2 separate regions of the Homo sapiens genome follow, and region 2 is linked to region 1. The links are chromatin contacts, found by Hi-C or POLR2A ChIA-PET in ENCODE. All regions are on one chromosome and are shown on one strand. Each heading gives the region's core, a stretch centred on a gene start or an enhancer-like site at or near the end of the contact. The rest is flanking DNA. Distances are from core to core; before and after follow the strand shown.

Region 1 (4,448 bases), core at 1,856-4,355:
GAATCTTGCTCTGTTGCTCAGGCTGAGTGCAGTGGTGTGATCATAGCTCACTATAGCAGCCTTGAACTCCTGGGCTCAAGCAATCCTCCTGCCCTGGCCTCCCAAACCACTGGGATTACAGGCGTGAGCTGTTGCATCTGGCCCTCATCACTTTTTAATCACTTCCTCACTTCCTGGCACAGCAAGATGTTCCTAGCTAAGCTTATACTTTTTTCTACTCCCCTCAGCCTTGGAATCAGCCATTTCTCCAAAGTGCTCTTGTCTCTTTTAGAGGAGAACAGCATCTATAAACCAAGATCTGGGAGCAAAATATGCTCATTGCTTTTGCAAAGCTGTTGCCTCTAGGCTCTTTCAGGGGATATATATATATACATACACATATACATAATGCATGTACAGTTGTCCCTCGTATCAGTGGGGGATTGGTTCCAGGACTGCCCCCCACCACTCTCCTGCCCCACAGATACCAAAATTTGCATATGCTCAAGAAGAGCCTTACATAAAATGGTATAGCATTTGCATATAACTTACACACATCCTCTGGTATATTTTAATCATCTCTAGATCACTTATAATACGCACTATGATGTAAATGCTATGTAAATAGTTGTTATACTGTATTTTTTATTTGTTTTTTTTATTGTTGTATTGTTATTTTTTATTCCTAATATGTTTGATCTGTAGCTGGCTGAGCCCATGGATTCAGAACCCATGGACATGGAGGGCCAACTGTATAACGTACACATCTATATCTATCTATCTATCTATCTATCTATCTATCTATCTATCTATCTATCTATCTGTCATCTATTTCTCTATCATCTCTATCTACCATCCATCTCTCTATATCTATCATCTATCTCTGTCATCCATTTTTTTTGTTTTTTTTGTTTTTTTTTTGAGACGAAGTTTTGCTCTTGTTCCCTAGACTGGAGGGCAATGGCACAATCTCCGCTCACCGCAACCTCTGCCTCCCCGGTTCAAGCGATTCTCCAGCCTCAGCCTCCCCAGTAGCTGGGATTATAGGCATGTGCCAACATGCCCAGCTAATTTTGTATTTTAGTAGAGACAGGGTTTCTCCATGTTGGTCAGGCTGGTCTCAAACTCCTGACCTCAGGTGATCTGCCTGCCTTGGCCTCCCAAAGTGCTGAGATTAGAGGCGTAAGCCACCATGCCTGGCCAATTTCTTTTTTTTTTTTTTTCTTTTGAGACGGAGTCTTGCTCTTGTCGCCCAGGCTGGAGTGCAATGTGGCACAATCTCGGCTCACTGCAACCTCCACCTCCTGGGTTCAAGCGATTCTCTTGCCCCAGCATTCCAAGTAGCTAGGATTACAGGCACCTGCCACTACGCCCGGCTAGATTTTTGTATTTTAGTAAAGACGAGGTTTCACCATGTTGGCCAGGCTGGTCTCTAACTCCTGACCTCAGGTGATCCGCCCACCTCGGCCTCTCAATGTGCTGGGATTACAGGTGTGAGCAACCACGCCCAGCCTCATCCATTTATTTCTGTCTATGCATCTCTGTCTATCATGCCTATCTATCTATCTATCTATCTATCTATCTATCTATCTATCTATCATCTATCTCTGTCATCCATTGATCTATATCTCTGCCATCCACTTATCTCTATCCATCTCTATCATTCATCTCCATCTATCTGATCTATCTCTATCATCCATCAATCTATATCTATCTTTGTCTGTCATCCATTTATCTCTATCCATCTTTATCCTATCATCTATCTATCTATCTATCTATCTATCTATCTATGTCTATCATCTAACTTTTCTTTTAAAAACCATGAGTTCTGAATGGGCACAGTGGCTCACGTCTGTAATCCCAACACTTTGGGAGCCCGAGGCAGGGGGATTGCTTGAGGTCAGGAGCTCGAGACCAGCCTGGCCAACATGGTGAAACCCTGACTCTACCAAGAATAGAAAAATTAGCTGGGTGTGGTGGTCACGCCTGTAATCCCAGCTTCTCGGGAGGCTGAGACAGCAGAATCGCTTGAACCCTGGAGGCAGATGTTGCAGTGAGCAGAGATCATGCCATTGCACTCCAGCCTGAGTGACAGAGTGAGACTCTAAGAAAAAAACAAAACAAAACAAAAAACCACATGAGTTCACACTGATATCTCCAATTTCAAATCTTCAAATCACAACACCACAGGGTTCATTCCAGTCTATTTTTCTTTCCACATTTGTAACCCCCTTCTCTGACAGAGATAATAAACCTGGCTTTCATTATCTTCAATACGTTTACTTACTTATTACCCCCGTATGTAACCAACTTCCTAACCCTGCTGGGTGCCTCCTTGGTACCAACCTTACAGGTCTCACTGGCCGTGCCCTGCCTGAAGAGAAGAAAATAATTATAATAATAGTAATAATAATGTTTTTTAAAGACAAGAAAAAGGAATAAGAGGGAAGAGAAAGAGGAATGGTAAGTCGATATGGCTATCTTGAATGAACGAATTAACCTAAAATCTTAACAATATAACACAATAAATAATGCAATAACATTTCTTGCTCCTGTAAGGTTTGGTGCTGATCAGGTGGTTTTCCAGAGAACTCTCCCTGAAGCGGTGACTCAGGGATTCAAGCTGCTTTCATTTTATGGTTCTGCCACCTCTACATGACCTCTACAGGTTCAGCTAAAGGGGAAGAGGTGGAACAAGAAGGCACATCTGCACTCAACTGCCTCAGAGTAAAAGTGACACATCACTTCCATTTATGTTCTTTTGGCAAGAATTAATCCTGTGACACCACCCAGGTACACAGGACTGAGAAAATATGGAGGAGCACATGGATTTTCAGATAGTACTAACAGTCTCCTCCACACTCAATAGATACATTGGAATGGATTTTGAATCTAGATAACATAAGCTATGTGTAGCTTCCTGGTGGACATTCTTAGAAGGTAACAATGAGGTTCACCAGGAAACAATGAGCAAAACTATTATATCCAACTTTTAGTTATAAGGTAGTGAAATGCAACAGTCATCCATAAAATATGATTTTGGTTTTGGATTAGTTGAGTTAAAGCCATTTTTTCTAGCAGTAGTTAGCAGGATCATGTCTATCACAGCCACACCTAGTCCAAAGGCTAGCATGTTTTTTCCTGGTGGCCGTAGTAAGTATCTGGATGTAATCATTCAGAGTTCATTCAGAAACTACAGTATAAAATACAGCCCTGTGCTTCCTCCTCTAATTATAATTGTTTTTAAATTTTCAAATAATTTCAAACTTACAGAAAAGATGTAAGAATAGTACAAATAACTCATATATACTTCATCCAGATTTACCAGTTTTTAATATTTCGTCACAACTGCTTTAATAGTTTTTTTTCCCATCTATCTCTATGTCTGGCTATCTATTTATCTATCTACCTACTTACCTATTATCCCTCCACCCATCCACCTACCCATATAATTTGAACCATTTGAGAGTAAACTGCAGAGTATACTGTTTAGCCCCTAAATACTTCAGGTACATTTCTTTTTTTTGTGGGGGAGGGGGATGGGGAGAGTCTTGCTCTGACACTCCGGCTTAGAGTGCAGTGGCACGATCCCAGCTCACTGCAACCCCCACCTCCGAGGTTCAAGTGATTCTCGTGCCTCAGCCTCCTGAGTAGCTGGGACTATAGGCATGTGCCACCACACCTGGCTAGTTTTTGTATTTTTAGTAGAGATGGGGTTTTGCCATGTTGGTCAGGCTGATCTCAAACTCCTGGCCTCAAGTGATCTGTCCGCCTCAGCCTCCCAAAGTTCCGGGATTACAGGTGTGAGCCACCGCACCCGGCCTCAGAGTGCATTTCTTAGGGACAAGGATATTCTCTTACATAAGCAGAGTATAATTATCAAAATCAGGAAATTTAATACTAATAATCTAACCTATAATCTACATTCAAAATTTGCTAATTGTCCCAACAATGTCCTTTATTTACAACAATGCCTTTTTTTCTGGTCCGTATCTAATCGTGGATGACACATTGCATTTAGTACACATGCCTCTTTAGCTCCCTTTGCTAAAACTGGACTGCGGTGGCAGCACCATCTCAGCTCACTGCCACCTCTGTTTCCCTGGCTCAAGCAGTCCTACAATCTCAGCCTCCCAAGTAGCTGGGATTACAGGTATGAGCCACCATGCCTGGCTAATTTTTGTATTTTTAGCGGAGATGAAGTTTCACCATGTTGGCCAGGCTGGTCTCAAACTCCTGAGCTCAAAGTGACCCACCAGCATGGGCCTCCCAAAGTGCTAGGATTACAGGCGTGAGCTATGGCACTTGGCCTTATTTATTTATTTATTTTTGCTCACTGTCACCCCTAGATAATTTTTTTTTTATACTTTAAGTTCTGGGATACATGTGCAGAACGTGCAGGTTTGTTACATAGGTATATACGTGCCATGGTGTTTTGCTGCACCCATCATGCTGTCGTCTACATTAGG
Region 2 (4,888 bases), core at 712-3,211, 35 kb before region 1:
CTTATGTTGCCTTGTCTCACCTAGCAAAGCTCAACTGGAGGAAACTTCCTTTTCCCTTCTCCAGCAACTGAAAAACCACATCACTGTCTCATGTAGCTCATTTTATTACTGTACAGAAGACCAATTGTGAAAATATTATAATGTAAAAAATGTAATTTCCAGGGACATTTCATGAAATTTTCTTAATGTTTCCTTCTTATTCATTAGTAATTCACTTACATTGTTCTAAATTCTCTTACTTCTGAAGTCGTCTTTTACCATATGCTTTCCAGAAGAACAGTAAAGTGTAGTTAAAAAATAACATAAGGCAGGGCGTGGTGGCTCACGCCTGTAATCCCAGGCATGGATTTAGGAGGCCGAGGTGGGCAGATAACCAGAGGTCAGGAGATCGAGACCAGCCTGTCCAACATGGTGAAGACCCGTCTCTACTAAAAATACAAAAAAAGTTAGCTGAGGTGGGGGCGGGTGCCTGTAATCCCAGCTACTTGGGAGGCTGAGTCAGGAAAATCGCTGGAACCCAGGAGGTGGAGGTTTCAGTGAGCCAAGATCGTGCCACTGCACTCCATCCTGGGTAACAGAACAAGCCTCTGTCTCAAAAAAAAAATTAAAATTAAAAAGAAATATAAAATTTAAGATGAATTTTAAATGGTAAGCTTCTAATACATTTAATCATTGTGATATTATATTTTCTTATAGTGGCAGAAATCTGAAGCTATCATGGAACAATTGAAGTCTTTTCAAATAATTGCTCATCTAAAGCGTCTACAGGAAGAAATTAATGAGGTAAAAACTTGGTCCAATAGGATAACTGAAAAACAGGATATACTGAACAACAGTCTGACGACGCTTTCTCAAGACATTACAAAAGTAGACCAAAGTACAACTTCCATGGCAAAAGATGTTGGTCTCAAGATTACAAGTGTAAAAACAGATATACGACGGATTTCAGGTTTAGTAACTGATGTAATATCATTGACAGATTCTGTGCAAGAACTAGAAAATAAAATAGAGAAAGTAGAAAAAAATACAGTAAAAAATATAGGTGATCTTCTTTCAAGCAGTATTGATCGAACAGCAACGCTCCGAAAGACAGCATCTGAAAATTCACAAAGAATTAACTCTGTTAAGAAGACGCTAACCGAACTAAAGAGTGACTTCGACAAACATACAGATAGATTTCTAAGCTTAGAAGGTGACAGAGCCAAAGTTCTGAAGACAGTGACTTTTGCAAATGATCTAAAACCAAAGGTGTATAATCTAAAGAAGGACTTTTCCCGTTTAGAACCATTAGTAAATGATTTAACACTACGCATTGGGAGATTGGTTACCGACTTACTACAAAGAGAGAAAGAAATTGCTTTCTTAAGTGAAAAAATATCTAATTTAACAATAGTCCAAGCTGAGATTAAGGATATTAAAGATGAAATAGCACACATTTCAGATATGAATTAGTTTGACATTATTGAGATTAGACTAAGGTAATTTTTTTAATGGGACCTCTCATGAGAAGACTGGTAAATCAAAAATAATGATATTTTGGAGCAAAAGTCATTTTATATTTAATCCTATTTTGTACAGTAAAAATAAAACTTTAAAACAGGTTGATTTTCCAAAATAAATATGCTAAAACCTATTTTTGCAACTTTACATAGCAAGAACTTTATCCATCCTTCTGACATACATGTTGTTACCCACACACACACACACACACACACACACACACACACATAGGAGAAGCAGAATGTGCTAGTTAGCATGGGGAGATCTCGAAGGGGCAGGATCTGAATCCCCACTTGCCCTCTCTGGCTGCCAGGGAGCCCAGCATGTGTGTTTAGGGACCTAACTGAAGGGACCCCTCAGGGGACAGGGCTGCGGCATTCATTATCCAGTTAGAGGAAGAGAAACTAGAAAGGTCACAGTGAGCTGCAGGGGAAAAAAAATAAAAGCCTATCTGGGTCCTTCATGGCTTTAGGAAACAGGGAAAGGAACAGTAGTGTCTCGGTCTATTTGGGCTGGTGTATAATAGTATAGCAAGAACTTTAGGTAGCCTGTAACTAACAAATTTATTTCTCACTGTTCTAGAGGCTGGAAAGTCTGAGATCAAGGTACTGGCAGATTCAGTGTCTAGTGTGGGCCCACTTCCTGGTTCATAGCACCTTCTAGCTGTGTCCTCACGTGGTGGAAGGAGCAAGCAGCAATCTGGGGCCTCTTTTATAGGGGCACTAATCCTGTCCATGAAGACTCCTACCTTATGACCTAATCACCTCCCAAATGTCTCACATTGGATTTCAACGTATGAATTTTGGGGAGACACATTCAGGCCATAGCAAGTAGGTTACTTAATAAAAGGGGCTGGAAAGTGGCTTCTAGAGCAAGGGTTGTGGGGGAGGGTGTAGATTGAAGGGGGCTTGCCAAGCCTCAGACAGACTCTGCCTCAAAGCAACACAACTCGTCTGATGAGGATGTGACCAGAAGTAGCCAAAGCAACTAGAAGAGGAGGCCCTAAATCTGGGCGCCGTGGCTCACGCCTGTAATCCCGGCATTTTGGGAGGCCGAGGCGGGTGTAACACCTGAGGTCAGGAGTTTGAGACCAGCCTGGCCAACATGGTGAAACCACGTCTCTATTAAAAATACAAAAATTAGCCGGGCAAGGTAGTGGGCACCTGTAATCCCAGCTACTCGGGAAGTTGAGGCAGGAGAATCGCTTGAACCCAGGAGGCAAAGGTTGCAGTGATCAGACATCCCACCATTGCACTCCAGCCTGGGAGACTGGGAGACAAAGCAAGACTACATCTCAGGGGGAAAAAAAAAAAGGGGAGGGGGGAGCTCTAACAGCATTGGCAAAAGTTTTATCAATTCCAATTACATAAAACTTTAGAAAATGCAAAATAATCTAAAGTGACAGAAAGTAGATCAGTGGTTGCCTGTTGCATTAGGATTCTCCAGAGAAACAGAGCCAATAGGATGGATGGATAGACAGATGATTGATAGGTAGGTAGGTAGGTAGGTAGGTGGGTGGTGGATGGATGGGTGGATAGATTAGATAGATAGATAGATAGATAGATAGATAGATAGATTCTAGGAATTGGCTCACATGATTATGGAGGCCAAGAATCACACAATCTTTCATCTGCAAACTGGAAAACTAGGAAAGCCAGTGGTTTAATTCAGAGTGAGTCTGAAGGCCTGACAACCAAAGGAAGTGATGGCCTAAGCCCTCGTGAAAGACCAAAGGCCCAAAACCAGGAACACTGATGTCTGAGGGCAGGAGAAGATAGATGTCCCAGTTCAAAGAGTAGCAGATTCACCCTTCTGCCTTTTTTCTATCCAGGCCCTCAATGGATGGGATGATGCTCACCCACATTAACGAAAGTGATCTTCTTTATGCAGTCTACCAAGTCAAATGCTAAGCTCTTCTGGAAACACTGTCACAGACACACCCAGAAATAATGTTTTACCAGCTATCTGGGCATCCCTTAGCCCAGGCAGCTTGAAACAAAATTATCCATCACAACTGTAGATAGAGATGGAGACAGGTATAGATTACAAAGAGCCACAAGGAAAAGGAGTGAAGGATGTTTATTATCTTCATTGTGATAGATATATGTCAAAACTCATCAAAGGGTACACTTTTTAAATTTTTATTTATTTTTATTTTTGAGACAGGTTCTCACTTTTTCACCCAGGCTGGAGTGCGGTGGTGTGATCATGGCTCACAGCAGCCTTGACCTCCTGGACTCAAATGATCCTTCCACCTCAGCTTCCTGAGTAGCTGGGACTACAGTCTCAAGCCACCATGCCTGGCTAATTTCTTTTTTCTTTTTTTCTTTTTTTTTCTTTTTTTTGGTAGAGATGGAATCTCCCTATGCTGCCCAGGCTGGTCTTGAACTCCTGGGTTCAAGTGATTCTTCTGCTTTGGCCTCCCAGAGTTCTGGCATTACAGTATACACTTGAAATATTTGTGTTTATATGTGTAATCTCTCATCAATATATGTTTTTAAGTACACTATAATAACCTAAAGTAAACCCACACAGCATTAGCCCCAGTTTCAAATGCCTAGCGTGAAGGATATCCAGATCCACAGAGCTGGTCACCTCAAAAATAAGAGTTTATGAATTCTGTGTGTTTGTTGTTGTTGTTGTTGTTGTTGTTGTTGTTGTTTTGAGACAGGGTCTTATTTTGTTGCCCAAGCTGGAGTGCAGTGGCATGATCATGCCTCACTGCAGCCTCTTGTCTCCTGACCTCAAGCAATCCTCCCACTCAGCCTCCTGAGTAGCTAGGACTACATGAATTCACCACCAACCCTAACTACTTTTTTAATTTTTTTTTTTTTTTTTTTTTTTTGGTAGAGATGAAGTCTGCCTATACTGCCCAGAGTGGTCTCGAACTCCTGAAGTCAAGCAATCCTCCTGCCTTGGCCTCCCAAAATGCTGGGATCACAAGTGTCAGCCACTGTGCCTGGCGAGTTTATGAATTCTCTTTTATTTTTATTTTTTATTTATTTATTTTTGTTTTTTTGAGACGGAGTTTCGCTCTTGTAGCCCAGGCTGGAGTGCAATGGCACGATCTCGGCTCACTGCAACCTCCGCCTCCCGGGTTCAAGTGATTCTCCTGCCTCAGCCTCCCGAGTAGCTGGGATTACAGGATTGCGCCACCATGCCCAGCTAATTTTTGTATTCTTAGTAGAGATGGGGTTTCACCATGTTGGCCAGGCTAGCCTCGAACTCCTGACCTCAGGCGATCCACCCGCCTCAGCCTCCCAAAGTGCTGGGATTACAGGCATGAGCCACCGCGCCGGGCCTCTTATATTTTTTTGAGAGGGAGTCTGGCTCTGTCGCCCAGGCTGGAGTGCAGTGGTGCAATCTCGGCTCACTGCAAGCTCCGCCT

The links. A loop is a pair of places that touch in the nucleus more often than their neighbours do. ChIA-PET counts read pairs that join two places held with the same protein, here RNA polymerase II (POLR2A). Pooled maps may share reads with other maps.
Region 2: a map of Caco-2 shows a loop between it and region 1 (12-fold over the local background). The contact joins two enhancer-like sites. A Hi-C loop is called at or near these places in 1 of 168 maps with a recorded cell type or tissue (Caco-2), 1 of 37 single-sample maps with no recorded cell type and 4 of 50 pooled maps. POLR2A ChIA-PET finds 5 or more read pairs at or near these places in 10 of 52 experiments (A673, B cell, GM12878 and 7 more).

What each region holds. Positions count from the first base shown.
Region 1 is chr12:98,577,225-98,581,672 of GRCh38, reverse strand. No RefSeq gene overlaps it. Among named protein-coding and RNA genes, the nearest start is that of SLC25A3, 14 kb to the left of the region's middle. Within about 2 kb of position 3,105, at least 3 of the 41 ENCODE cell types and tissues checked have a DNase peak (open chromatin) inside an H3K27ac peak, as active enhancers do.
Region 2 is chr12:98,610,149-98,615,036 of GRCh38, reverse strand. It overlaps a transcript of IKBIP not described here. Among named protein-coding and RNA genes, the nearest start is that of SNORA53, 13 kb to the right of the region's middle. RefSeq lists an enhancer at 2,039-2,228 and a silencer at 4,180-4,380. Within about 2 kb of position 1,961, at least 5 of the 41 ENCODE cell types and tissues checked have a DNase peak (open chromatin) inside an H3K27ac peak, as active enhancers do.